Linked DNA regions of Homo sapiens: region 2 is linked to region 1. A link is an interaction called in ENCODE POLR2A ChIA-PET data of the cell type or tissue named here. Cell type or tissue: OCI-LY7. All regions are shown on one strand. Links, peaks and the distances in the headings refer to the core of each region. The heading gives the core; the rest is flanking DNA. Region 1 overlaps LASP1 (LIM and SH3 protein 1). Region 2 overlaps PLXDC1 (plexin domain containing 1).

Region 1 (14,951 bases), core at 712-3,211:
TGTCTGACTCAACTGGGCTCCTTGTTAGAATGCGGGTTCTGGGGCCTTCCAGAAAATCTACAAAATCAGGGCTGGGGTTCTGGAATATGCATTTTGGAAAAAAGCTCTCCAGGTAAGTCTGAAGCAGGCTTCAAGTCTGAGAACGGGTGGTCTAGAGCAGAAGCTGGGAATCTATGGTCCATGGACCAAATCCAGCCCACAGCCGGCTGCTAAGAACGGGTTCCACATTCTTTAATGCTTGGCAGGGGGCGGTGGAGGGGGGGAAGAAGAACCAAAAGAGGAATAATATTTCATGACACATGAAATTTCTCTGAAATTCAAATTTCAGCCTCCAGAAATAAAGTTTTATTGGAACACAGCCACACCCACTCAATTACCTCTTATCTGTGGCTGCTTTCATGGCAGAACTGCAGAACTGAGCTGCTGCCACAGAGGCCATATGGCCACAAAGCCTGAGATACCTCCTACCTGGCCCTTTACAGAAAAAACTTAGTGACCCTTGTTTGCCAAAATATTCTGACGGCATACTCCTATTGGTTAAATGTATTTTAGCACAATCTTCCTGAATTATGTGTATTTTATAAGTTACATGGAAGTTATCACTTGACAAATATAGAATGTATATTGTAAAACTTGCACCAAAGAATGAATTGTGAAAGTATGAGATGGCCAGGTGCGGTGGCTCACACCTTTAATCCCAGCACTTTGGGAGGTCGAGGTTGGCAGATTGCTTGAAGTCAGGAGTTCAAGACTAGCCTGGCCAACACAGTGAAACCCTGTCTCTACTGAAAATACAAAACTTAATCAGGCATGGTGGTGGGCACCTGTAATCCCAGCTACTTGGGAAGCCGAGTCATGAGAATCACTTGAACCCAGGAGACGGAGATTGCAGTGAGCTGAGATCGAGCCACTGTACTCCAGCCTGGGAGACAGAGTGAGTCCATCTCAAAACAAATGAATGAATGAATGAATGAATGAATGAATGAGATGAAAAAGAACCAGAACCAGGAGTTAGAGTTTTCTTCCTGTAGGAACATGCTGCCTGTCCCACACCTTGATGACCCCTAGTGGGCTCTATCCTCTTCACTTTTCTTTCTTTTTTTTTTTTGAGATGGAGTCTCGCTCTGTCGCCCAGGCTGGAGTGCAGTGACACAGTCTCGGCTTACTGCACCCTCTGCCTCCCGGGTTCAAGTGATGCTCCTGCCTCAGCCTCCTGAGTAGCTGGGATTATAGGCAACTGCCACCACGCCCGGCTAATTTTTGTATTTTTAGTAGAGACAGGCTTTTACCATGTTGGCCAGGCTGGTCTTGAACTTCTTGACCTTGTGATCTGCCCACCTCGGCCTCCCAAAGTGCTGGGATTACAGCCGTGAGCCACCGTGCCCAGCCTCCTCTTCACTTTCCAGAGAGGAAACTGGTGGGGACGGGTACAACCATAGAAAGGTGTGAGGGTTCAGGGTTTGAGTGCTCCATGAGGATGGGGGAGGAAGCGGGACATAGAGTGAAGAGAGTGACAGCTCTCCCCCACCCTCAGGGGAAACTCAGAAAGCAGGACACCAGGACAAGGAGAGAAACTGGTCCTTCCCAGACGGGCTCAGGCCTGCAGGAATTTCCTCCAGGCCCTGGCAGGCACCTAGCTGGAAGCCAACTTCACTTCCTGTTCCCTAGAATGCTGGCCTGCCTTTTCCTGATCCGGGAAAATGGGGTGGGAGTAGTGGGGTGGGAAGAGGAGGAGAGGCAAAACCTGCTGTTTCCTGGAACGCCCCTGCCCCATCAGGGCTGTCCCAGCCTGGGCAGTCCCCTTTGGGCATCCCCTCCGCACAACGTCTCTGCTGCCTCCTCTCCCCCTTGGCACTGGCTGTGCACAAAAGGCAAGAGCAAGCACGTGGCCAGGCAGGGCTTACACGTTAACAGCTGGAAACACCTGCATGGTTGCTGCTCCTGCTGGCTGAACAGCCAATAGTTCCTGCAGCCCGGGCTGGGGGCACAGGGAGGGCAGTGGTAAGGGCCTGGACAGAGTCTGGGGGGAGTCCAGTCTGGACGCAGAGGGCAGTTTACTTAGGGGTTTGGGTCAGGATCAGTCCCTCCTTTCCCGGCCCCCTCCCTTCAGGCCAGAGCAAGGACCGGCACCCACGTGGCAGCACAGGCTAAGCCTGTTCCTGAGGTGAGGCAGCCAACCCTGGCCAGGCTGAAAATCCAACCGACCCCAGCATCCGCTGGGAGGGGCACTCCAGGTGATGTTCTCACAGACCCAGCGCAGAAGGTGAGTCTCCCGAGCCCCACTCTCTTAGTGATCCCTGTCCACTGGTGTTGGTGGCGGGGAGGGCACAAGGGAAGGGGACACCCCTCCTGAGGCCTCCAGGCTCACGAGGCACCTGCCCTTCCAACTTTTGTTCTGAGGTGGGAAAGGTCAGCTTCCCTTGTTTCCTTTCTGCTAAGGAAAAGAGCCTGCCCCTGAGAACCTGTGACCAGGGAGGGAAGTGCAGACACGGAATGGACAGGGGCCTGCCCTGGGCCCCGAAGGTGCCAGCAGGGGGCCTGCAGGGACAGGTGTCCTTGATGTTGGGGGCCCAGATGAATGTGTGACAGCTTCCCTGGACATGACGCTATCTGCATTAGCGATGGGGTGACAGGGAGCCTTTTCCTCTGGGAGGAGAGCAGGTCTGGACCCCACAGGCTCAGTCCCTTATGATGGGCTGCACTGTCACCAGACCAATGCCTCATCCTTAGGGGAGCCGTATGCTTACCTACATGACCTTGGGAGTCACTTTCCCCTCTGGGTCTCAGTTTCCTCATCTGTAAATAAGGCCATGGTACCATCTGCTCCCAGGCGGTCCTGCAAACCCTGACCAGCTCTAGGAACCTGAGCAAACTCTAAGCTGAAAGCAAGTATGGACACATGGGTATTCCCATAAAGGGCTGGGGAAACTGATCTTGCTTCTTAAAAAGTCATTACACATGGATAAGTGTATCTAAAGTTACGGCTGGCTGACCCGACGGCTGGAGGAGTAGCTGCCTGAACCCAGGACACCCTTCCTGGGTGGCTCTATCAATGTTAACAACCTCTGCAGCTGTACAGCTCTTCACACAGCTTGACCAAGCTCTTCATACCCTGACAATCATTGCCCTAAAAAATGGGCCGGACACGCACACTTTCATTCCCATCTTCCAGAAGAGGAACATGAGGCTCAGAAATTAAATGACTTCCCGAGGCAGAGCTTTCATTGCTCAGTAACAGCCAAGGCTGGTGACACAAGGACAAAATCACAGCTAGACAGGCCCTTTCCTGAGAACAGGTGTGGAGCAGGGTGACCACACGCCCAAGTCCCAGTTCATGTCTGCTGCTCAGGGATAAATTTCAATGCACCCCTTTTCACTCTCAACAAGAATGATAATCAGAAAGTCACCCTAACTCGAGAGAGAGGGACACCAGGCATGCAACTCAGGACAGGCGGCACAGAGCGGCTAAATGGGCTGAGAAAAAGTGAGGCTCAGCTCCTTCCAGCCTGGGCCCACTTGGATAAAATTTCCAAACCCTCAGCTTCCTCTCCTTCCCCTCGCCAGCAAATGAGGAAATTGTGTTATTACTTTCCTGACCCACCTACTGGTTTGTTAAGCAAATAGGCACATGAGGGGGATGTTAGCACATTCAGAAGGCAAGGAAACATTTCCCAGCTTCCAAGGGCCTGGCTCATCCCTGCTCCAAGCTCTGCAAAGTTCTGGCCTTCAGAGAGCCCTGAGTGAGGAGCGCCCTAAGCCCAGACATGTCAGCACAGCCCCCAGCCTGGAAGCTGTCCTGGGCCTCTGTGGACACAGGCCACACTCTACCTGTGCCCATGAGGTCCAAGTACATGTGGGTTCAGGGGTCCAGGCCTAAGGACCCTCCCGACTCAGCCAGGACCCTACTAGCTGGGACTCCAGGATGACAAGTTAGGGTCCATGACAAAGCTCTGCTAGCTGATGTTCTGTTTTCTGACCCCCCTGCTCTCCCAACTGTGGTGGAAAATAAAAGTCTGACTCTCCATACGGTGCTCCTCACATGATTATACATCACAGTGAACGAGGGAACAGCAGGCTCTGGGTGGAATCATCAGCTCACCAGCTAGGGTCTTTTTTTGGGTGCCCTTACATGCATTACTCATTTCCTTTTCTTTTTTAACTTTATTTATTTATTTATTTATTTATTTTGAGACAGTCTTGCTCTGTCGCCCAGGATGGAGTGCAGTGGTGCGATCTCAGCTCACTGCAACCTCCACCTTCCAAGTTCAACCAATTCTCCTGCTTCTGTCTCCCAAGTAGCTGAGACTACAGGGGTGCACCACCATGCCCAGCTATTTTTTTCTATTTTTAGTGGACGCGGGGGTTTGCCATGTTGGTCAGGCTGATCTCAAACTCCTGGCCTCAAATCATCCACCTGCCTCAGCCTGCCAAAGTGCTGGGATTACAGGCCTGAGCCACCGCGCCTGGCCTCATTTCCTTTCCTCAGCCAGCCCGAGAATACTGCCATTTTACAGATAGGGAAACCAAGGCTCAAGATGTGGGCAAACAGTGGGTTAAGTCAGAATCCAGTTCTAACATCAGAGCCTCAGTTCTCAACCACCATGCAATACTGCTCCCCATCAGAGACTCACAATATTTTATTTATTTATTTTTTAGAGACAGGGTCTCGCTCTGTCACCAAGGCTGGAGTGCGGTGGCGTGATCATGGCTCACTGCAGCCTCAAACTCCTGGGCTCAAGCAATCTTACCACCTCAGCCGCTCGAGTAGCTGGGACTACAGGTGGATGCCACCATGCACGGCTAATTTTCTTTCTTTTTTTTGTAGAGATGGTATCTTGCTATGTTGCCCAGGCAAGTCTTAAACTCCTGGCCTCAAGCAATCCTCCCACCACAGCCTCCCAAACTGTTAGGATACAGGCGTGAGCCCACCATGCCCCAGTATTTTATTTTTAAAACAAACAAAAGTCTGTACTCAACTTCATTAGTAATCACAGAAATGCAATCTAAAACCATCGGCTATCACACTCTACACGATCAAAATGCTAAAGTGAACATATCTGAGCACATGGAGCAAATGAAACTCATCTCTGCTGGTGGGAGGGTAAATCAGTGCAGCCACTTGGAAAATAGTTCCGCATTATCTCGTAAAGTTGAAGGAGCACACTTTTTTTTTTTTTTTTTTTTGAGATGGAGTCTCACTCTGTCGCCCAGGCTGGAATGCAGTGGTGCGATCTCAACTCACTGCATCCTCTGCCTCCCAGGTTCAGTGATTCTCCTGCCTCAGCCTCCAGAGCAGCTGGGATTGCGCCACCGAGTGCGCCACCACACCCGGCTAATTTTTTGTATTTTTAGTTGAGACGGGGTTTCACTGTGTTAGCCAGGATGGTCTTGATCTCTTGACCTCATGATCCACCCACTTCGGTCTCCCAAAGTGCTGGGATTACAGGTGTGAACCACCACGGCCCGGCCCAAGGAGCACACATTCTAAGATGCAGCAGTTCCAATGTACATAGACCTCAGGAGATATGTACAAAAATGTCCATAGCAACTGGAAACAGTACAAATGTCCACCAGCAACAGAATCAATAAAATGTGGTATAAACAAACAATGGAATACTATATAGCAATGAAAAAGGATGTACTACCGCTACACACAAACATATGGATGAATCTTTAAACCCAATGGTGTGTAAGAGAAGCAAGATACACAAAATTACTCTGTGTTCAAAATCAGGAAAAGCAAAACTATAGTGTTTAAGAATACATAATTACATACTAAAATTATAATGAAAAATACATGCTTTCAAAATCAAACTAGAGGATTGTCCAACAAACCTGCCTTCAGAGTATTTTACTCTGGGGACAAAACTTTGTTTGACTATTTACTATTGATTAGGCCCAGACTCTAAAGACTGAAGCTCATTACAGAGTATAAAATGCTCATTATTTCTGGCCAACTGAGATGCAAAGCATTTCTGCCTGCAGCAAAGATATCTTCAAAGTTTATGGTTTTATTTTCCTGTAGGACAATAGCCAATGTGTAACTAATGGTAGGCCCTTAACCATTTCTGTAGCTAAATGTATCCAGTACTCTCTTTTTTCCTTTTTTTTTTTTTATTTTTGAGACGGAGTCTTGCTCTGTTGCCCAGGCTGGAGTGCAGTGGTGTAGTCTCAGCTCACTGCAACCTCCACTTCCCGGGTTCAAGCAATTGTCCTGCCTCAGCTTCCCAAGTAACTGGGACTACAGGTGTGCACCACCACACCTGGCTAATTTTTGTATTTTTAGTAGAGACAGGGTTTCACCATGCTGGCCAGGCTGGTCTTGAACTCCAGACCTCAGGTGATCTGCCCGCTTCGGCCTCCCAAAGTGCTGGGGTTACAGATATGAGCCACCTCGCCCGGCCCCAGCACTTTCTTTCACAGACTAGCATTTACCTCTGCCTCTCATATTCCCCAGTTTTAATCTCTAGCTGGTTCCCTCATAATTAAATAAAGATATGATAAGTACTTACTACATGGGAGTTATATTTTTAACACTGTGAACACTGGGCTCTTGACAGGCATACAGTAATACAATGTATGGTATACCTGCCTGGTGAAACAGGTGTTTATTGTATATGTTACTATGTGTCATATTTCACACATAAAAAAAGTTTTAAGGACACAAAATTGTATACAGAAAATCAATATGTAAGTAAATAAAAGAAGAGGCTCCAGTAAAGTGACTAAAGTTTTCCATACTTGAACACTGCTAGAGCTCATGACAAAAGGCCAGGATTCCTAACATGTAACCTTTATCCCATAGCATGGACCCATCAAAAGGCAACTCTTCAAATGCCTTTAATGATGACACAACTACTCACCATAGATGTGTAATATACTGGCCCCTTTCCTCACTTCCACACATTCTCAGTACTAGACAATGGCCAAACTTTTCTGCCAAACTTCACTTTATGACCCTTCTCCGGCAACAGTGTAGAAAGCAGACAAGTGTGCCTTTAAAGTATTGATAACATTGACAACATAACTGGGTGTGATGGCGTGTGCCTGTAATCCCAGCAACCTGGGAGTCTTAGGCCAGGGTTCACTTAAACCCAGGAGTTCAAGGCTGCAGTGAGCTGTGATCACGTGACTACACTCCAGCCTGGGCAGCATAGCAAGACCCTCTCTCTACAAAAAAAATAACAATTAGCTGGGCATGGTGCTATATGCCTGTAGTACCAGCTACTCAGGAGGTTGACGGGAGAGGACCACTTGTGCCCAAGAGTTCGAGGCTGCAGTGACCTATGATCGTGCCACTGTACTCCAGCCTGGGCAATCTTGTCTCAAAAATAATAATGATGATAATAAGAGTGATATCATTTATCCCATGCCAAGCACTTGGCATGTTCCTTGCAACCACCTGTCAAAGTAGGGCCTACTGTCCCATTTTTACAAATGAGGAAACTGAGGCTCAAAGAGCCCTGCCTGGCCCCAGAATGACAGAAGCTAGGATCTGGGCCCTTACCATCTCTTCCTACCTCACTGTCTCACCACTTAGCAAGACTGAAGACAGACTGCACTTATCCAAAGCAGACACCCCAGAGGAGATCAGACACTTGTTTTTAAAATGCTCTGGCTGGTAAAAAGCCCTAGTCTGCAGCATATCCCTCCAAGGAAGCATATCCTCATTCTTTTGTAAGATGGCCTGACCTTTAGAAATAACTGGAGTCAGCTGGGCACAGTGGCTCACACCTGTAATCCCAGCACCTTGGGAGGCCAAGGCAGGTGGATCACCTGAGGTCAGGAGTTCGAGACCAGCCGAGCCAATATGGCAAAACCCTGTGTCTACTAAAAATACAAAAATTAGCCAGGCGTGGTGGCATGTGCCTATAGTCCTAGCTACTCAGAAGGCTGAGGCAGAAGAATCGCTTCAACCCGGGAGGCAGAGGTTGCAGTGAGCCAAGATCACGCCACTGCACTCCAGCCTGGGCGACAGAGCGAGACTCTATCTCAAAAATAAAATAAAACTAAAATTAAAAATAAATAAATAAAGTAACTGGAGTCATTTGGTGCTAATCTGGGAAGCAAAGCAACAAGCTACATACAGGAACAGGAATGCTATTTTGGATACAAAACAAAAGGTGTGGCTCTAAACACCCTATTTTCCAAAACACTTCAGGAGGTTGGGACAACTTAGCAATGGTTTTATGTGTGGTTTAAAGCTCCCAGGCGCAGTGGCTCATGCCTGTAGTAGTCCCAGAACTTTGGGAGGCCGAGGTGGGCGGATCACTTAAGTCCAGGAGTTTAAGACAACATAGTGAGACCCTGTCTCTGATTAAAAAAAAAAAAAAAAAAAAAAAGCTCCCCTGGGAGGCCAGGTGAGGTGGCTCACCCCTATAATCCCAGCACTTTAGGAGGCTGAGGCGGGAGGATAACTTGAATCCAGGAGTTTGAGACCAGCCTGGGCAACATAGCAAGATAGTGTCTCTGCAAAAAAAAGAAAAATTAGCTGGGCATGGTGGTGCACACCTGTGGTCCCAGCTACTCGGAGTCTGAGGTGGGAGAATGGCTTGATCCCAGAAGATTCAGGCTGCACTGAGCCGTGAACACACCACCGCACTCCAGCCCGGATGACGGAGCGAAACCCTGTCTCAAAAATAAAAATAGGCTGGGCTCGGTGTCTCACGCCTGTAATCCCAGCACTTTGGGAGGCCGAGGCGGGTGGATCACAAGGTCAGGAGATCAAGATCATCCTGGCTAACACGGCGAAACCCCATCTCTACTAAAAATACAAAAACTATTAGCCGGGCGTGGTGGCGGGCGCCTGTAGTCCCAGCTACTCACGAGGCTGAGGCAGCAGAATGGCGTGAACCCGGGAGGCGGAGGTTGCAGTGAGCCGAGATTGCGCCACTGCACTCCAGCCTGGGTGATAAACCAAGGCTCCGTCTCAAAAAAATAAAAATAAAAATAAAGCTCCCCTGGGGTTCTGAGGTACAGCCTGATCTGGCACCCTCTGACTTAGGGGTTGGTGAAGCTTTTTCAGACTTTTAGGTGGTGGCTCTCAAACTTCAGAGAGCACCACAGAAACCCAGGGAATGTGTCTAACATGCTGATTCCTGGGCCCCACTCCCAGAGACGCTGATTCTGGCAGCCAGGGGAGAAGGCCTGTGAGTCTGCATTTTCAGTCAACCCTACAGGTGACTGTGCTACAGCTGTCTGGAGGCCCATATCCGACAGACTGTAATTGCTTTCATTAAAACCAAGAGTCTCCAGGCTTTGCATTCACACCCTACAGGTCTCTGCTAAAGCTGCAAAAGCAGCTAGCAGGTCGGGGTCGATCCCTTCCCCCAGCTCCTGCAGAGGACCATTAGCTCACTGCAGCACCGCGAGAAGGGTAAAAGATGGTTATCTCCTGAGATGCGGATGGCTTGGCCAGGGTGGTGAGTTTTGTCACTAGGATATTAACACCTCTAACTGGGGGAGGGAAGAAGAGGAGGTGGCTTAGGCTGAGTGTGGAGTGTTCTGGAAGCCTTCCAGAAAGGGAAGCAGGGATGACTGGGCTTGTCTCCCCTCCTCCAAAACCCACAGGGTGAAGCAATGAGTGAACAGCCAGGGAGCTGGGGTTGCACATTGGGAGCAAGTGTCACTGATAAAAGACTAGAGCCTCTACATGAAAAGCCGCAGAGGCTGAAGAGCCGACATTCCAGTTCTGTGAACCATTCCGGGTTTTCCCCATAATCTAAGACCATCTTCCCCCTCCCCCACTTTCCAAGCCGAGAGCTCTGAAACACAGACCTAAGGGTCTTACCCTTTGCAGGGTCTGAGCCAAAGGGAAGCTCCAGGGCGTGAGGCCAGGCCCTAGCATATAAAGAGTCAACTGTGACAGGCCTCTGGAAGTTGGAGGGGAAGGAGGATTAGAGTGCCCGCCCTAGGCATCCCCTGCTAGCCAAAGGGAAGCATGCCATTTCCTCAGGCCACCAACTTCAAACTGCAGGTCAACAGTCCAGTTGCAAAACCCATTCACAGTAAGTCTGCAACCAGCATCTTTTTGGTTTTTTTTTGAGATGGAGTCTTGCTCTGTCGCCAGGCTGGAGTGCAGTGGCCCGATCTCGACTCACTGCAACCTCTGCCTCCCGAGTTCAAGCGGTTCTTCTGTCTCAGCCTCCCAAGTAGCTGGGATTACAGGCACACGCCACCACGCCCAGCTAATTTTTGTATTTTTAGTAGAGATGGGGTTTCACCATGTTGGCCAGGATGGTCTCGATCTCTTGACCTCATGATCCGCCCACCTCAGCCTCTCAAAGTGCTGGGATTACAGGCATGAGCCACCGCGCCTGGTCCTTTTTTTTTTTGGAAACAGGGTCTCACTCGGTTTCCCAGGCTGGAATGCAGTGGTGCAATTACGGCTCACTATAACCTCAAACCTCTGGGCTCAGGTGATCCTCCCACTTCAGCCTCCTGAATAGCTAGGACCACAGGCGTGTGCTATCATGCCTGGCTAGTTTTTGTATTTTTTTTTTTTTTTTTTTTTTTTTGTAGAAACAGTTTTGCTATGTTGCCCAGGCTAGTCTCAAACTCCTGGGCTCAAGCAATCCTCCCACCTCAGTCTCCCAAAGTGTTGGGAATACAGTCCTCAAAGGGGCTGTATTATGTGAGGGTGTATAGGGGCCTGCAACCAGCATCTTTAGAAAAGATCTGAATGTGGCCGGGTGCGGTGGCTCACACCTGTAATCTTAGCACTTTGGGAGGCCAAGGCGGGCACATCACCTGAGGTCAGGTGTTCAAGACCAGCCTGGCCAACATGGTGAAACCCTGTCTCTACCAAAAATACAAAAATTGGCCGGGGGTGGTGGTGTGCACCTGTAATCCCAGCTACTCCACTTGGGAGGCTAAGGCAGGAGAATCACTTGAACCCTGGAGGCGGAGCACCACTGCACTCCAGCCTGAGCAACAGAGTGAGACTCTGTCTCAAAAAAAAAAAAAAAGATCTGAACGCCCTCTAAGTAGGAAGTACTCATTCATGAAAGCTTCCATTCTGTTTTCCCTCTACATAAATGTATGCCTGTCAGATGGGTCAAGACGTACAATGTATATTTTACTGTAGGCTGAAGTCAGAGTTTGAAAGCCACCATTTTGGGCATGGCTGGTTCTGCTGTCTGTGGGCTGCCTGTGCTTCTGAAATCCACCTGACCCACCACTGCAGCCCACTCTATGCACGGCCCAGCCAAGCTCTTAAAGGAGCGCCCTGCTGAGGTGGCCAGGTGGAGGGTAGGAAGGGATGTGGAGCCCAGGGAGTGGGTGCTGAGACCACCGGAAAGCCAGGCTCCCCCGGCAATCTCTATCCCCAGTTCCTCAGCCCAGAGCAACAATGGGCAGCTCACTGATCCCTTCCTGTTCCAGACACGAAGACAGCTGCCTGCCTAAACCCTCCCTGGCAGGACCTCCTAGGCCAGGCTGGCTGGGCAGCCCCTGCAGTTCTGTGTGCGCATCCCCCATGGTTGCTGCTCACCGCAGTGCCCTGCCCCCGCATGCCTAAAGCCACACAGGCTGCTTGCCTGTGGCTCTGCCAAGCAGGAAACTGAGGCCTGTTCTCTGGCCACAGGTGCCATGGAGGGCACACGATGCTGGGGACAGTTGATCCCCTGCCCACTCTCCATGCCCACCCCTGCCACAGCCAGATGCCACTGACCATCAGGGAGGCGGGGGGTGTGAGCCAGGGGGTGCAGGGCTGGCGGGTGAAGCTGGCTGGGGTTTTTACACAGGAAGGAAGAGCAGGCTGATGTGGGGGAGGAGGCCAAGGAAGGGCGGAAATGACTGCAATGTCAGCACCCAGGCGCAGACCAGGGGAGGCCAGGTGCTCCCCGCCCCCCAGTTTTGACCTTTGTGCTAAGATGAGACATGCAGTCTTCACCGATACCCACGATATCCAGAAAAAAGAACAACAGTCAGAGAGAGTGGGGGCTGATTTAGCACACAGGCCCCCACAGAATACAGTCCCTTCAAGAAGAAAATGCTATGCGTGCTGGTGGTCTGGGGGTACACAGAGAAGAGGCATCTGGGAACCCCAAGCTCTTCCCCAGGCCCACCCTGGAGGGCAGGGGTAGTGGAGGCACTGGCCTCATTCACATCTGCCAGGCTTGCGTCTGCCAGGCTGGCAGGAAGGGGACCAAACAGAGGGCAGCAGGGATGCCGCAGGGCAGGGCAAGAGCTCACGTTACTGATCTGGTCCTGGGTCTTCTTGATTCTCTGGAGCTCGGGCGTGTCTGCCACTACGCTGAAACCTTTGCCCTTGTTCTTCTCAAACTCCTCCTTGTAGCGCACCTGCAGGAGGGGAGGAAGAGGGATTGGAGTCAGGCCAGGAGCCGAAAGGGCCTCGGCTTGGGGCCCCTCTGAGGCAGCAACCAGTCAGGAGACAGGGACAGGGAGTCAGCAGAAAGACCCTGATCAGAAGTCCCCAACTCAAAGCAGAGGCCTCAGCCAAAAGGTGTTAGACTCGTAATAATAAGCCACTACCAAGTCTTTGGTGCACAGTGAATGGCAGGCACAGAGTCCAGGGCCTTACATGAACCATCTCATTTAGATCCCACCATACATATAGCCACGCAATTAACAGCTCCAATTTACGGATCAGGAAACGGAGCCACAGAAAGGCAAAGTCCCCTGCCCAAGGTCACAGAGCTTAGCAGTCAATGTCCGGCACTACCAGAGTGCAAACCCTCATCTGCCTGACTCTTGACCCTTCACTCCCTGCCCATCCTGTCTGGAAGCTTATAGGAAAAAGGTTCTTTCCAGGGCTCCCAGGGTGGCCCCAGCCCTCATGTTAGCCAGGATGTGGCCCTGCCCACTACGCCTGGGGGAGCTTTTCAGCAACCAGCTGAGTGAGGGCTGTGCCAAAGGACAGAGTTGGTGCCCAGAAAGGAGGGTGGTGAGACAGCCCCAGGGAAGGCTCCATCAGTGCGCCTTTGACAGGCCCCGCGGATTCTGGGAGCCTGCCGGGATGGCTTCAGAGGCCACCGCCATAGGAGGGGAGGAAAGCAGCGGGGGTCAGACAGCATCTCAGCAGGTCTCCAAGCTCCAGGGAAGAACCCTTCCACCCCACCACAGTACTAGAGGGACTCAAGTCAGACATCAGAAAGGACTTCCCTGGCACGAAAGGAATTGAAATATGAGGAACAGCTTGTCCTCCCCTGAGGGTTTTGAAGAACAGAATGAGGCTGAGAAAACTCATGGAACAGGAAACTATTCCTTGGCTTCCAGAGACTTCACTGTCCACCTCATCAGCCATCTGTTCCAGACCCCACCAGCTGCTTGGATTTCCTCCACGGGGGCTGCACTGTCCTGGACACAGGTCAGCCCAGGACACAAACCCAGGCAGTTCCCTGGCAGGGAATCATCTGGCAGCAGCACCGAGCTGTGCTTGGACTGGAGCGACTGCGCATGCGCATGCAGCCACGGCCACACCTGTCAGGTCCTCTGCACATGCCTGTGGGGGTCAGAGTCCTTGTTTGTCTCCTGAAGCCCCCAGTCACTCATCCATGTGGTTCCCTCTCCTTCTCTGTTCTGATCCAGACAAGAAGGGCTTGGATGTGCTGTTCCCCATTAGTTCAGAAGTGAATGCAGTGGATAGAGGCACCAACCCACCCCAAGAGTCCAGAACCTGCCTAGCACCAGCTCTTCCTCAGTCCTGGAAGCCCTGGGCCAGCACGGTGACTCTTAGTGGGAGGCCCTTTGGGAAGCGGGCATCGGGGAAGGTAGGGCACTCAGAGGCAGAGAAATGTAGCTCCAGATACAGAAGCCCTGCATCTCAAGCCCCTGGCCTCGGTTTCTTCATCTGTAAAAGAGTTGTGACAGAAATCAGGTATAATATGGGGAGGGGGCTTCTTATCACCAAGTCTGGGCACAAAGCCAGGCGGAGCTAGCACTAACGCAGGCTCAGTCTCCCACTTCTGAGTGATCTTGGGCCAACGACTTCACATCTCAAGACTCAGTTCCCACATCTGTAAAATGGGGACCATAACGCCAGTCACTCCAACCCACGATACAGACAGTGGCTCTAAAGCAGCAGCGCACTGTGGAGGGCCAGTGTGAAAGTGCTCTGTCAGCAATGAAGTGCTGAACGAGTGCCAGTCCCCCACTCCGTCCCCTGCTTCCTGGCTTTGCAAGGGTCAGGCCCCTAATCCAGGGGAATAATCGCCATGGCGACGCTGCAATGACATCAGCAGGTTCCCAGGATCGGGAACTGCTTCTGCCTCCCCCTCCCTGTTGGGGAAGGATCATTCATTTCACTGCTAACATAGGAGGCCCACAGAGGGTAGGGGTGAGGGGTAGGGGCTGAGAAGGGAGGGAGCCTGGGATCAGCACCACCTTGCTGTGTGTTTCTAAGCAAGTCAGTTCCCCTCTCTGGGTCCCCTGAAGGGAGCTGGCTAGCTGATCTCTAAAATCCCTCCCATTTGGAGTCTGTGACCATTTTAAAGCACCTTCAGACCCTGACTATGGATAATCAAGACAGGGAGGCTCTTTGAAAGGTCTTTGGGTATGGAAGGGGTGGCAGAAGTGAAGGGTGGGGGGCCAGGGGTGTAGGGAGGGCCCAGCCCAGAGCCCCTCTTCAGGGCTCCCTTCTTGCCCTGGCAGGAGTGCTTGCCCCTGTTGTCTAGGATGGCTCACCAGGGTGCTGTGGGGGTCCCTGTGGAGGAAGGGACCTGCCCAAGGTCACAACCCAGTTGTCGCTCAGGCCAGGATGCAACTCAGCGCTTCGGTCAGAGGACCCCACTTCTGGGAGATGCCTGGGCTCCCAGAGGACCCCACTCCTGGGAGATACCTGGGCTCCCATTTTGGAAACTCTGCTGTCAGGCCCAGGACTGACTGACATCTGAGGCTCCTGACACCCAAACAACCACCATCCGTGAAACTCTAATTTTTCTGTCAGTTCTTAGTTGTTCTCCCTGGATCTATCTTGCTTCTCATCCCAG
Region 2 (14,951 bases), core at 7,917-10,416, 150 kb before region 1:
GAACCCAAGACCCCATGGTTCGACCTTCCCTGCTCCCCTGCAGCCCCTGTCTGCCCTAATGATCTCTCCACAGGCCTTCAGAACAACCTGTCCCCCAAGACAAAGGGCACTCCTGTGCACCTGGGCACCATCGTGGGCATCGTGCTGGCAGTCCTCCTCGTGGCGGCCATCATCCTGGCTGGAATTTACATCAATGGCCACCCCACATCCAATGCTGCGCTCTTCTTCATCGAGGTCCGTGTCATCTGTGGCCACAGGGCTCCTGTCTGCTTCTGCGTCGGCGTCTCCTGGGCCATTCGGTCCCTGCCTCTCCCCTTCTCCCTCTCCCCTGCCACATACCTGAGAAAACTTCATCCACCCCATCCTGGCACATTTCGAGATGGCTGGCGCCCGTTAAGTCCTGCACCCTGATAAATCAGCACCTCAGAACTCCCTCGGCCCTCCTGTCCTGTGGAACAGCCCCTCTGCTTTTGTTCCCCCATTTGTGAAATCAGAAAAAATCCCCAGAGGAAAGAAAGAAGGCCACAGTGCCACATAGTGCTCATCTAGTGGCTGTGCAGCCTATCTCCAGTGATTTATGGTCTCTCATGCCCAAATGCCAGGCTCAGTACTTACTCAAAGCCATGAGGGAACCAGGGTCTCTGCCTCTTTTGCCTACTGATACCTGCTTTTAAGGCTAAAATTGAGGGGCAGGTGCAGTGGCTCCTTCCTAAGATCCTAGCACTTTGAGAAACCAAGGCAAGATTACTTGAGCACAGGAGTTTGAGACTAGCCTGGGCAACAGAGTGAGACCCCGTCTCTACAAAAATTTAAAAAATTAGCCCAGCGTGGTGGCACGTACCTGTGGTCCCAGCCGCTTGGGAAGCTGAGGTGGGAGGATCCCTTGAGCCCAGTGGTTTGAGGCTGCAGTGAGCCCTGACCATACCACTGCACTCCAACCTGGGCAATAGAGGAGACCCCATCTCTAAAATAGAAATAAAAATAAAATAGACAAGCCAAATAATGATAAGAGCTGCCCTCTGGGAGCTTTAATTGAGGATACTAAGTTTTGAATGTCTCAATTCTGAAGAGCCAGCCTGAGGGGCAGCATGGGATGTGAGGCTCAGCCCCCTTCACTCGGGGCTGCAGAGCTCAGCAGCTCCTGCCCCCAGTCCTCCACTTCTGGCTTCTTACGAGTTCCCCACAGAGTGCAGCAGTGGTGCCTCTGTGACCCTAGTTTCTTCCACGTGGGTCACAAGCCCACCAGCCTCATTAACCCACAGGCCTAGGTCATTCCCCCAGTTTCTTAGGAGGCTTAGTCATTCTGAAGTCTTAGCCTACCTGGGTAACACCTGGGAACTGCAGATCCCTGGGCCACAGGGATTCTGATAGGGCAGGTCTAAGGCAGGCCCAGGAATCTGCATTTTATTTATTTCGAGACAGTCTCACTCTGTCGCCTAGGCTGGAGTACAGTGGCACAATCTTGGCTTACTGCAGCCTCCGCCTCCTGGGTTCAAGCAATTCTGGTGCCTCAACCTTCTGAGTAGTTGCGACTACAGGCACGTGCCACCACACTCAGCTAATTTTTGTATTTTTAGTGGAGACAGTGTTTCACCATGTTGGCCAGGCTGGTCTTGAACTCCTGGCCTCAAGTGATCTGCCCATCTTGGCCTCCCAAAGTGCTGGGATTACAGGCATAAGCCACTGCACAGGCCAGAATCTGCATTTTAATAAGCCCCCTGTTGACTCTGATGTGGATCCTGTGCTACCTTGGAGGGTTATCTTGGCATTTTCAGAGCCTCAAGCATCATGCCAGCCATCTCTGAGCCACTCCCTCACATTGCAGTCCTAGGTCTCCACTTGGTGTATTGCTGAACCTTTCAGCTGTGAGTTCTGCAGACCACACAGTGAAGGATAAAGTGTCCTCCTTCCACACTCTAGCTTTCGGCAGGTTTCCCAGTGGTTGGGGGATCACAGCACGGAACATTTTAGGGAGAGGGTCCCTGAAGGTCAGTTGTGTGGCTCCTGGTAGGCCCAAGTGCCCCAGGGCCCTTATAAGAGACAGTCTTGGTTGGCTCTGTCGCTCAGGAGTGTGGGGTCCCCATGGGGGCGGGGGCATGCCCACTGACTTTGCCTCTGTGCCTTCTGCAGCGTAGACCTCACCACTGGCCAGCCATGAAGTTTCGCAGCCACCCTGACCATTCCACCTATGCGGAGGTGGAGCCCTCGGGCCATGAGAAGGAGGGCTTCATGGAGGCTGAGCAGTGCTGAGAACACCAAGTCTCCCCTTTGAAGACTTTGAGGCCACAGAAAAGACAGTTAAAGCAAAGAAGAGAAGTGACTTTTCCTGGCCTCTCCCAGCATGCCCTGGGCTGAGATGAGATGGTGGTTTATGGCTCCAGAGCTGCTGCTCGCTTCGTCAGCACACCCCGAATATTGAAGAGGGGGCCAAAAAACAACCACATGGATTTTTTATAGGAACAACAACCTAATCTCATCCTGTTTTGATGCAAGGGTTCTCTTCTGTGTCTTGTAACCATGAAACAGCAGAAGAACTAACATAACTAACTCCATTTTTGTTTAAGGGGCCTTTACCTATTCCTGCACCTAGGCTAGGATAACTTTAGAGCACTGACATAAAACGCAAAAACAGGAATCATGCCGTTTGCAAAACTAACTCTGGGATTAAAGGGGAAGCATGTAAACAGCTAACTGTTTTTGTTAAAGATTTATAGGAATGAGGAGGTTTGGCTATTGTCACATGACAGACTGTTAGCCAAGGACAAAGAAGTTCTGCAAACCTCCCCTGGACCCTTGCTGGTGTCCAGATGTCTGCGGTTGTCAGCCCCTTCCTTTCCCCCGACCTAAACATAAAAGACAAGGCAAAGCCCGCATAATTTTAAGACGGTTCTTTAGGACATTAGTCCACCATCTTCTTGGTTTGCTGGCTCTCCGAAATAAAGTCCCTTTCCTTGCTCCAACTCCTTGTCTCTCAACGTATTGGCTATGACGCAGCAAGCAGAATGAATTTGGACTCAGTTACAGGCTGTCAATGGTCTGCTCTGTAGCAGTCTCAGAGCCTCCCCGACCCACTACCTGGAGATAGCCAGATAGCCAGATGCCCTGCTCCTGGCCACCTTTAAAGCCCCTGCATATGACACAGGTTAACTAAAGTCAAGATTGGGGCTGCTGCATTCCAGGTTCCCTAGACTCACAAGCTGGTCCTTGGCCAGGTGCAGTGGCTCACGCCTGTAATCCCAGCACTTTGGGAGGCTGAGGCAGGCGGATCACCTGAAGTCAGAAGTTTGAGACCAGCCTGGCCAACATAATTAAAATGTCTCTACTAAAAATACAAAAAATTAGCTGGGTGTGGTGACGCTTGCCTGTATCCCAGCTACTCAGGAAGCTGAGACACGAGAATCACTTGAACCTGGGAGGCAGAGGTTGCAGTGAGCTCAGATAGTGCCACTGCACTCCAGCCTGGGTGACAGAGCGAGACTCCGTCTCAAAAAAAAAAAAAGAAAGCAGATCCTCATGGCTATAGAGTTGGCATTTTAGCCCCAGCTTCTGTAGCTCTGAAAGCCTAAAGAAGGTATTCTCTCCATCTGTTAAACACAGTATAGTGGCTCTCAGCCCTTGGGGCATGTTATCATGGGAGGGAAGTCAAATAAGAGGAGAGAAAAGAACTCAAGGGGGAAACTGCATTTTTAGGCTTTGCTCTCTTACCTTGCCCTTTCTACTCAGAACCAATAACTTCTGCATCAAAACATGTTACAGCCTGCATCAAGGGCTTTACCCCAACCTGCAGCCCAGCCTTCCCTGGGTGAGCTTGCTATGCGCAGCCACATTTACCATGTGGGGCTCCCTATTCTGATGGCCTGTTCGGTGCCGGGTTTACTCACTGCCCTGTTCTGATGTCAGTGCCTGTACATACCTCCAAAGGCAGGACTTGCCTGATAAATATTTTTCCTCCTCTGAACTGGATTTTATAGGCATTAAAGACAAGTCGGGTGGCTAGAGGGCTCCTTGAGACATACCTAGCAGGGAACTGCAGGTGGATTCTGTTGAGAGGCAAAGCACCTGAGTGGTTGGGACACAGGCAGCTGGCATGGGAGGGACTTTTTTTGAGACAGGGTCTCACTGTGTCGCCCAGGGCAAGGATGCCCAAAGACACCAGGTTGGAGAGGCACCTGCCAACTACTTGCTTTCCCTGGAGCCTGCATGTGCCTGTGGGGTGGGGAGGCGTAGGGGTCTACGGCTGCCTGAGATGGGTGTGCACAGTGTGTGAAGTACCTACCTCCTTGCCTTGCTGGACTGTCAGCCAGTCGCAGGGCCGGCCACAAGACCCATGTCTCCATCTGGTCATACTCCATAGCTACCAAGTTAACCTGCTCTAAACTTTGGAGAACTGGATCTGTCCAATAAACGCTTATTTGGCCAAGCCTGATGGCTCGTGCCTGTACTCCCAGCACTTTGGGAGGCTGAGGTGGGAGGGTTGCTTGAGCCCAGGGGTTTGAGACCAGCTTGGGCAACAACAACAAAAATGCCAGGTGTGGTGGGGTGCACCTGTAGTCCCAGCTACTAGGGAGGCTGAGCCAGGAGGATCACTTGAGCCCGGGAGGTTGAGGCTGCAGTGGGGGGTCATAATCATGCCACTGTACTCCAGCCTGGGTGACAGAGTGAGACCCTGTCTCCGAAAAAAAAAAAAAAAAAAAGAACGGAAAAAGAAATGCTTACATTGTCAGGGATCCTGTAGACAATCATTAACTCTATGAGATGCTTGGTTCTATTTTTTTGGGAGACTTTGTCCAAGTGTTTTGGCTTAAGAAATCCATAGGCCTCTCTTGGTGACACATCTCTAGTACTTTTTGTCATAAACAAACAGGCCATCTGCCGCCAAATACATCCACTCCCCATGCCACTGACATCCTATGGGTCAGCCAGGCTTGCTTTGACTGAGGCCGAGGCATCTGGAACTTTCTCTGCCTGCAGGGGCTAGCAGCAGAGGCTTCACCGCATCACCACCCCTTCCTCCACTCCTGACATTCTTTCCCTTCAGGGATCCAAAATGGTTGGCCGAGCTCCCAGTGGGAAAACGTGTGCTAGAGTTGGGGAGTGAGATGAGTGGTGCTGTCCATGGAATCAGGCCACAGCAGGAACTGCCCCACTGGCCATTTGAGACACACACAGGTGGTAAATGCTCTGCTGGTGGGCTGTGCTTCCCTCATTCAGAGAGCTCTGTTACAGCCCACTGTGTCCTTTAGAAGCTTGAAAGGAACCCAACTCTTTGCTGCACTGTCCTTTTTCTTCCTCAAATTCAGACCCTCCTTCCACCGGCACCCCCCTACTCCACCCTCAGCTCTTCCTTGCCTGGTTTATCAAGCAGAGCTGAGGCCCCACGTTTCCAACTCTGATTGTCACTTGCATCTTCACAAAGGATAAACCACGGAGCAACTGGAAAACCATCAGCCAAGCGTTCGGATGAGTCTGGTTATTGGTCCACCCCCGACCAGATTCCCTTACACTTAACTCACTTCTTTCTTTGGCAATGACCCTCATGACATGTATAAATGGGTATGACTAAGAAGAGGCTGTGATCTAACATTTATTTGCTGCCATTTTTTACTCTGGGGAGAAGCAGCCCCAACTCATCACTGGGAAAGAACTCCCCCTGCAAACCAGCTAAATTTGATAATTTAAACCCCCTGCCCCTAAAACTTCTCACAGAGCTGGGGAGTTGGTGGCAACTTTCCAAGTCAAGGTCTTGCTTAGAAAGTCCTTCACTACATGGCCAGGTGCAGTGGCTCACGCCTGTAGTCCCAGGTACTTGGGAGCCTGAGGCAGGAGGATTGCTTGAGCTCAGGAGTTCAAGGCTGCAGAGAGCTATGATCATCCCACTGCATTTGTTTAAAAATAAATTTTTAAAATTTGTGTGTTTTATCAGGGGTCTCCTGTACAGTGTATCTGTGTATGTTTGTGTGTGTGTTTGTATACAGCCTTGTTTAATGTTTTGAGCAATAAGATATGCACACACAGGTATTTTGTTGCTAAAGAGATTGGACAAGGTTGTAGCTGTGCTCAGGCTTCAGCTTGGTTTGTTAAATTGAGAGATAAACAATGACAAGAGCTGCCAGCCAACCACACTATTCAAAAAGCAAAGTGTTCACCACTAAAGCTAACCATTCATCTGGTTGCAGGCAAGGCTAAGGCTCTCTCTCCTCTAGTTCCTGGAACAGACTCACAGATTGGCATGAAGCACTGATCAGGGGCTGCACTCAGACTCCCTGGCCAAGCAAACCTACACCAGAAGAGTCAGTGTCACAGATATGATGCGGCCAATCTCTGTCTCCAAAAACCTACCTGAACTTAATGGTAGAATTCAAAGATCTGGGGACTGAGGGCACCCAGCCTTCTAAAACACAATGTATTCATGTGTTTAGTGTAAACTCTCTGCATGGATTCTCAGTGTTAATAATAAAAGGAAGCATTCTTTTACAACTCCTGCTGTGTGCAAAAGAAAGTGCAAAGGATTTGGAGTGGCATTCCGAAGATCACCACACATACCTTGGTTCTGATGGCTGCTGAACTCCGACTTCTTCGCTGAGACATGACTGTGGGAACAGCCTCCAGCTATCTGCTCATCAGAGGTGCTTTCCTCAACCTCCTGCACCACCTCCAAGAGAAACAGCCTAAAAAGAAACCCCAGCTGTTTACTTATATTGGTCTGTAAATCCCTGGAAGTAAACCCCATGCATTTTTATCTACTGTCTGAGGACATACAATAAATCTGAGAAAGTCTATGCTGTCACATTTCTGGATGCTTTGCATTTGAACAACTTTAGCGGCCTCATTGTGTTTTTATTACTTTGTGGTTTTGCTCACAAAACATGGTTTAGCGAGCCAAAACAAAGAGAGGAAAAATGTGAACACCTCACAGCCAAAATCAGTGATGCCACATTTCAGGCTCCAAACAAGCCAATTTATAAATAAACATGCTGTGTTCGCCAAATCAAGAGGAATGTGTTAAGAGAAGACAACGTGAACTGATGGAGAAGGTGCTGAGCTGGACGGGGAGTGGGAAGGTGGGAGCTTGGCCTCAGCCCTGCCCCTGAGTAGCTGGGTGATGTGGACAAGTCACTGGACTTCTCTGGGCTGGCTTCCACCCCTGTGAAATAGGAGGTACTAGACTAACTGGTCTAAAGTGGGACCTGAGCAATCAGCTGCCTGGTCCTTTTTCAGGTCACACAGCAACTTAGACCAAAGCATGCCTTTCTCTTTCATTATCCCGATAGGGTGACCAAATTGTTCTATCCAGGACTCTCCTGGTTCTAACACACAAAGTCCTGCATCCCAGGAATCTCCTCAATCCTGGGCACATTGGAATGTTATAGAACCAAACCAGGTCTTCTCACCTGGCGCAATAACACCAGATGTCCACACTGAGACTTTGCAGCAATAGAGAAAGGAAGGCATTTGTTTGCAGGACTCCAAGCAAGGAGAATTGGGTGGCTTATGCTTAAGATATGAACTCTTGATGGCTTGCAGGTAAGGTTTTTTTGTTGTTTTTTTTTTTTTTGAGAGAGTCTCACTCACTCTGTTGCCCAGGCTGGAGTGCAGTGGTGCGATCTCAGCTCACTGCAACCTCTGCCTCCTGGGTTCAAGTGATTCTCCTGCCTCAGCTTCCTGAGTAGCTGGGACTACAGGCATGCACCATCACGTGCAGCTAATTTTTGTATTTTTAGTAGAGACGGGGTTTCACTATGTTGACCAGGCTGGTCTCAAACTCCTGGCCTCAAGTGATCTGCCCACCTCGGCCTCCCGAAGTGCTAGGATTATAGGCATGAGCCGCTGTGCCCAGCCACAGGTAAGGATTTTAAAAGGCAGGGGTAAATTTCAGGAAAGCAGATGTTACAGGTAAAATCATAAATCAATATATGGAAGCTATACGTTGGTTTGACCTAAAAAGGCAGGACGTCTCAAAGCAGGACCCACAAGTCATAAGGTGGGTTCAAAGATTTTCTGATTTGCGATTGGTTCAGGAGGCGAAGCTTTGTCTAGACATGTGGGATCAGCAGAAAAGAATGTTAGCTCTGGCTCATGGGCAATGGCCTCCTCCAGGTCCCTCAGGAAGAAATTTAGAACAACGAACTATAGTCAGAGTCAGTCCTCAGCACCCGTTTATCTGAGGTCTACATGCCAGCGGATCCCTTTTGGAGGGGTCTGGGCTTCTGAAAAACAACTCAGGGACATACGTTAAGATGTTATCTTTAGTTTGTAGAGAGGGGAACCAAACATCTCCTGGCTCTAACTTCCTCAGCTATTGTTTTAGACTACTATTACCTTCCTGCTTACCAAGTTGCTGATTTACTTCTCAGGGCTAGCTAGGATTTCCCTGAAGGAACTCAAGATTTTCCTTTATCCCCATGTGTGGGTGTCCCCAGCTCCCTCGCCATGTTTGGTCCCCTCTACCCTTGGCACAGCCCTCCCACCCCATTGGCTGAAGAAATAATGATTTCAAGCACCTGGAAAGCACTTTAGAATATAGAACCTTGCTAGTTAAAGTCTGGTCCAGGGCCAGGCACAGTGGCTCATGCCTGTAATCCCACCACTTTGGGAAGCTGAGGTGGGAGGACTATTTGAGCCCAGGAGTTTGAGACCAGCCTGGGAAACACAGGGAGACATTTTCTCTCAAAACAAAACAAAAACAAAAACAAAAACAAAACAAAAAAAATTAGCTGGGCACAGTGGTACATGCCCTGTGGTCCGAACTACTCGGGAGGCTTGGGCCCAGGAGTTCCAAGCTTCATTGAGCCATGATCACGCTACTGCCCTCTAGCCTGGGGGACAGAGCAAGACCCTGCTTTAAAAAAATGTAAATCTGTATAATAAAGTGTGGTCCAGGCCAGGTACAGTGGCTCATACCTGTAATCCTGCTCTCTGGGAGGCCAAGATGGGAGGATGGCTTGAGGCCAGGAGTTCAAAACCAGCATGAGCAACACAGCGAGACCTTGTCTCTACAAAAATAAATAAATAAATAAATAAAATAATAAAGTGTGGTCCAGCCAGGCAGCATTAGCATTCCCTGGGGTTAGCTGGAAATGCAGCACTCAGGCCCCCCAACCCCAGAACTACTGAGTCCGAATCTGCATTTGAGCAGCTCCTTAGGTGACTCCTGTGAAGGGCATGAAAGTTTGAGATGCACCATTTAGGAAGCAATTCTACCTACATGATCGCAGCCTGTTGGAGAAGCACTGTTTTTCCTTTCCCAGATGAGGAAACTGAGGCTCAGGGAGGTGGCTTACTTATTTATTCACTTGATCCACATTCATTAAACGCCTGTGTGCCAGGCACCATTAAGTGACTTGCACAAGGTCACACAGCTAGTAAGTAGAGAAAAACCCCAAGTGCAGATTTTTGGATTCCCATCTGAGGTTGTTCTCTGTGTACCTCAGGGTGTTGCCAGAACCACATGGCCACAGTTTAATATAGAAGCAGATTATGGATTATGACAGACAGACTGCTCCAGGCCTGTAGAGATCCTCGAAGAGATGCCTAGTGATGACTTCAGATCCTCGCTCTTGGCTCACGAAACTGTGAGCTTACCATCTATTTATTTGCACAGTCCCAGGAGCTTGAGAATGTCCTAGTTGTTGCTGCCTCCTTCTCATCCCGCTGCTCACACTAGCGACCCTCCCACATGAAGAATTAGAAGTACTCCTCACAAGCCTTACAGAGCACCAGGCGATGCCTCCATCTAATTTATCTTCTTGGATGGAGGACAATGGATTACTTCCTTCGCCAAGATGGGGCCAGAGGTGCAGGGAGGAAGGAAGAGGGGTAGAATCTTTACTTCAACTGTGAAATCCAGAGAGAAATTTTGTGGGGAATGATTTTTCTGATGTTCATAAAACATTTTTACATTTGGTCCCTAGAGATAGCTAAATTATGCCTACAGTTTTCCACAAAGCTAAAAGCACTGAAAAAAAAATCACCTGAATATGGGCCAATAAAATTTCATCATACCTTCCCAGAGTCTTGGGTTAGAACCTTCCCTTCCAGCTTGTCTTTCCCCTTTTTCAGTCTCTCCCCCTCAAAGTTTGTGTGGTTTTGTTTCTTTGTGTTTTGAGACAGGGTCTTGCTCTGTTGCCCAGACTGGAGTGCCGTAGCATGATCTCGGCTCACTGCAGCCTTTGCCTCCTGGGTTCAAGCGATTCTCCTGCCTCAGCCTCCTGAGTAGCTGGGACCACAGGTGTGTGCCACCATGCACGGCTAATTTGTGTGTATTTGTGTGTGTGTGTGTGTGTGTGTTTGAGATGGAGTTTCGCTCTTGTTGCTCAGGCTGGAGTGCAGTGGCGTGACCTCGGCTCACTGCAACCTCCACCTCCCGGGTTCAAGCGATTCTCCTGCCTCACCATCCCGAGTAGCGGGGATTATAGACATGCACCACCACGCCCAGCTAATTTTGTATTTTTAGTAGAGATGGGGTTTCTCCACGTTGGTCAGGCTGGTCTCGAACTCCCGACCTCAGGTGATCCGCCCTACTTGGCCTTCCAAAGTGCTGGGATTACAGGCATGAGCCACTGCACCCAGTCAATTTTTGTATTTGTAGTAGAGACAGGGTTTCTCCAGGTTGGCCAGGCTGGTCTTGAACTCCTGGCCTCAAGTGATACGACCACCTCAGCCTCCCAAAGTGCTGGGATTACAGGCATGAGCCATTGTGCCCGGCCTTAGATCCCATTTTTAATTAAGAGATGAAGATGCTGCTCTCAGCAAACCTGTGCACTGACTCTGCTCTCCTAAGGAACATTAAGCAATTCCAAGAGCCCCTCCTCAAGGCCAAAAGGGCAGCCTCCTGTAGGGCCTACCTTCCCGTTCTCAGAGCCTCCCTTTTCTCTCTCTTTTTTTTTCTTTCTTTTTTTTTTAGAGACAGGGTCTCAGTCTGTTGTCCAGGATTCAGTTCAGCGATGCAATCATGGCTCACTGCAGCCTTGAATTCCTGGGCTAAAGTGATCCTCCCACCTCCGCCTTCCAAGTAGCTGGGACTACAGGTGGGAACCATCATGCCTGGCTAATTATTTTATTTTTTGTAGAGATGGGGTCTTGTTTTTCTGCCTAGGCTGATCTTGAACTCCTGGGCTCAAGCAATCCTCCCATCTCAGCCTCCCAAAGTGTTGGGATTATAGGTGTGAGCCACCACGCCCGGATGGAGCATCCCCTCTCTACAGCTGCTGACACCCCTCTCTGTTCCCTGGGGCTCTTCTCCCCCAGGCCCATTACAGACTGAGCAGAATCCTCCCAGCTGTGCTCACTCTTCCCTCTGCCTCTGTAGACAAGCACTTAGCCCTCTTTAGCCGTGAAGAAGGAGCCACAACTAACAAAATTAGGCAGAGGTAAACATTACTTAAAACCAAAGGTCCTGGTCTACTGACTTTTGGACTCTGGGATGGTACTGCTGGTGGTGCTGCCGGCAGCTCACATTTACTGGGTGTTTCCTATGTTCCAAGCACATTTTAGGAGATTTACTTGTATCGTCATCTATGGGGTGGGTGCTGTTGCTACCTCTACCCTACACAGGAGGCCACTGAGGCACAGCGCAATAGGGAACTGTATGTTTTTGTATTTTTAGTACAGATAGAGTTTTGCCATATTGCCAAGGCTGCTCTCGAACTCCTGGTCTCAAGTGACCCGTCCGACTCAGTCTCCCAAACTGCTGGGATTACAGGCATGAGCCACCGTGCCCAGCCTGATCTTTAAATTTTTTCTGTAGAGATGGGGTCTCACTATGTTGCCCAAGCTGAGATTTCTTAAAAAGGGACAGCATAAAATGACATGGGGTTTAGCATCAGTAGGTTTGAGTTCAACCTTAAGCTTCCATAATTCTTGTCAGGAACCTTAAGCAAGTCAATTAACCACCCTGAGTTTGAGTTTCTTAATCTAAAAAAACCAGAGAACTGGAAGATTAGTGTGGCAATGCATCTGAAAATATTCTGTAAACCAGAGTGCTGGACAAATGCTAATCTATTATTGAATTCAGCACTTCATTTCAGCGGAGCTAGGAATTCCATATTTGGAGCCACCTTGACAGGAGATGTCTGAAAAAGCTGCTTCCGGTGGCATGCCTTTTGGGCTCCGTGGACAGCCATTGCTGAATAAAACTTAATGACGCCATAGAAACCAGAATGGGCCACTGCAGCATTTGGGAAGACCCGGACTGAATACAAAAGGTCAAACTGGGAAAATGCTGTGAACAGTGAAAGCTGTGGGGGTGGTCCTACGCCAAATAAGCGCATGAAATCTCACGCCCAGAAAACAAAACCGCCCATGCCTTCATATTCCCCAAACGCTTCTTCGAGAAGGATGCAATTCAAAACACTTCCCACTTAACCAACAAGTTTTCTTCTTAAGATCCTAAACTTGAAGAAGTCCTAGAAGGTAAAATGTGCTGACTGGAGAGGTACCTCTCCGGGACTCTAAAAATCTGTTTGGGGTAGCTGTCTGCTGGGGTCCCCTCTAGAATTAAGAGTCCTTCAGCGGGCCAGGCGCGGTGGCTCACGCCTGTAATCCCAGCACTTTGGGAAGCCACGGCGGGCGGATCACCTGAGGTCAGGAGTTCGAGACCAGCCTGGCCAACAAGGTGAAACCCCCGCCTCTACTAAAATACAAAATTAGCCAGGTGTGGTGGCGGGCACCTGTAATCCCAGCTACTCCGGAGGCCGAGTCAGGAGAATCGCTTGAACCCGGGAGGCGGATGCTGCAGTGGGCAGAGATCGCGCCACTGCACTACAGCCTGGGCAACAGAGCAACAGTGTGTCTCAAAAAAAAAAAAAAAAAAAAAAAAGAGTCCTTCAGCAGAGGCTGAGGCAGGTGAGGTGCTGAAGCAGGACTCTGGAACTCCCAGTTAGCAGGTGGGCGGCTTTCTCCATCCCTCCCTCCACCCTGGCCCAGGCTCACATGCAAAGCGTCGGCCGTGGGTCCAGAGCTCAGCTCCCACACTAGCAAGGTTTTGTCACTCTTGGTGGGAACCGCAAAAGGTAGCAGATCCGCCAGCCTCCCTTCGCTGAGCCTGCGCGGCTAAGGCTCGCGCAGTACTGCGCCTGCGCAAGGCACGCCCACGCTTTTTTTAAAAAAAGAGGCGCAGGCGAGGGGAGGGGCGGCGCCCGGATCGCTCCCTCGCCCCTCCTACCTGGGGCCGGCCTCTGAGCCTGTTCCTGTCCTCCAGCCACACCGCCACGATCCCTGAGTTTAGAACTTCCATTCAAGTGCATGTTTAGGGTACAGTCCCAAAATGGCCTGACAGCATGAAAGGGTAGGGACATATTTATAGCAGCCAGTTTCATCTTCACTCCTGCTGGAGATTAGGGTACTAAGTATTAGCACTACCTACTGAGCTTGTGGGAAATAACCATGAAAGATGCAATCTTTTGACTTAAGAGGTTTTTTTTTAAGGAGTTTAACATATTCAAATAAAAGTATAACTCACTAAGCTATTAACAGTCTAGCATGAAATCCTTAAAAAGAATTTCCTAGTTGTCCTACGTGATTCTGGGGAATTGTGTACGTGAACTTGTGGAGGTCAGATGATGTGGGAGATGGGAGGTTTGAATGAGAAGTAGAGATCAATTTTGAAAAAAAAAAAAAAATTCAAAGAATAGGTCCAAATTGGAGCTGATAGTGTCTGAGAGGGGTAGGTGTCATAATCAGCTACGTGGTAGAGCAGTGTAATCACCTGATGGGTTCATTGTACCCACTGCCCAGAAAAGCCGATTTACTGAGACAGCATTATTGAAATAGAGAAAGAGTTTAATAAGCACAGAACTAGCTAAATAGAAGACTGGAGTTTTATTATTACTCAAATCAGCCTCCCTGAAAATTTGGAAGCTAGGGTTTTTTAAGGATAGTTTGGCAGGCTGGGGGCTAGGGAGTGGGAAATGCTGATTGGTTGGGTCAAGGATGAAATCATAGGGTGTCAAAACTTGTGTTCTTGTGCTGAGTGAATTCCTGGTTGGGGGCCACAAGACCAGATGAGCCAGTTTGCCAATCTGAGTGGTCCCAGCTGGTCCATCAGAATACAGGGTCTGAAAAATACCTAGAACGCCAATCTTAGGTTTTTTTTTTTTTTTTTTTTGAGACGGAGTGTTGCTCTGTTGCCCAGGCTGGAGTGCAGTGGCGCAATCTTGGCTCACTGCAAGCTCCGCCTCCCGGGTTCAGCCATTCTCCTGCCTCAGCCTCCCCAGCAGCTGGGACTACAGGCACACACCACCACGCCCGGCTAATTTTTGTATTTTTAGTAGAGACGGGGTTTCTCTGTGTTAGCCAGGATGGTCTCGATCTCCTGAACTTGTGATCCACCCGCCTCGGCCTCCCAAAGTGCTGGGATTACAGGCATGAGCCACCGCGCCCGGCCCTTAGGTTTTACAATAGTAATATTGAAAGGAGTTAGTTAGCTTGCCTTAGGTAGATAACAAGGGAAGGGTCCCCAGAGAGCTCCCGGCCCACAGGTCAGTGCCTCATCCCCACACAACAGAAAAAGCAGCCTGGGAAAACATTCAAGCTGCAGGCACCCATAAGGGAACAGGCACAGGGTGTTGTGCCTGGAGACATGCCCACGGCTGCACAGATAGAAAAACCTCAGGTCCATTTGGATAAAAACTTCAACAAACTTCCATCTCACTCACATAAAGGAACAAGACCTGGCATAGAAATGTCTTTGTCCTTTGTATAGTCAGCGGCCTCCCAGGACAAAGTTTCTTCTCCTTTTGTGGGCGTGGCTACAGTGGGCTCCAGTGGGTTCCAGTGGACACTCTACTTTCCTTTTTGGACTATAAGTTTGGCCTCTGTGAATTATCACTTCAGCCCTTGATAGGTCCGGGGCCAAGCTTTCACTTCAGCTCCTGATAGGTCCTGGGCCAAGCTAAGCAGCATCTAGGAATCATCATTTCAGCTCGTGATTGGTCCTGGGCCAAGCTAAGCAG

The links. Peaks named below come from ENCODE experiments on the same cell type or tissue, not always from the same donor. Only the 100,000 strongest peaks of a DNase experiment are listed, where the experiment ranks them.
Region 2: POLR2A ChIA-PET joins it to region 1 with 5 read pairs; 3 of 35 experiments call an interaction of 5 or more read pairs at or near these places.

What each region holds. Positions count from the first base shown.
Region 1 is chr17:38,895,764-38,910,714 of GRCh38, reverse strand. LASP1 (LIM and SH3 protein 1) reads right to left here. Exons shown (of 7, transcript NM_006148.4): 4 at 12,196-12,303. Among named protein-coding and RNA genes, the nearest start is that of MIR6779, 12 kb to the left of the region's middle. RefSeq lists enhancers at 8,726-9,351, 10,982-11,501, 11,522-11,841, 11,502-12,023, 12,252-12,361 and 3 more. In OCI-LY7, for the core only: a CTCF peak has its summit at 1,067 (motif pointing left); a DNase peak (open chromatin) is centred at 1,884; H3K27ac peaks cover 810 bases.
Region 2 is chr17:39,055,139-39,070,089 of GRCh38, reverse strand. It overlaps PLXDC1 (plexin domain containing 1), which reads left to right. Exons shown (of 14, transcript NM_020405.5): 13 at 74-234; 14 at 2,131-6,777. The coding sequence ends at 2,250. It also overlaps the pseudogene RDM1P5. Among named protein-coding and RNA genes, the nearest start is that of LINC02079, 36 kb to the right of the region's middle. RefSeq lists a silencer at 12,990-13,229. In OCI-LY7, for the core only: a CTCF peak has its summit at 8,850; no DNase peak of the experiment used is centred there.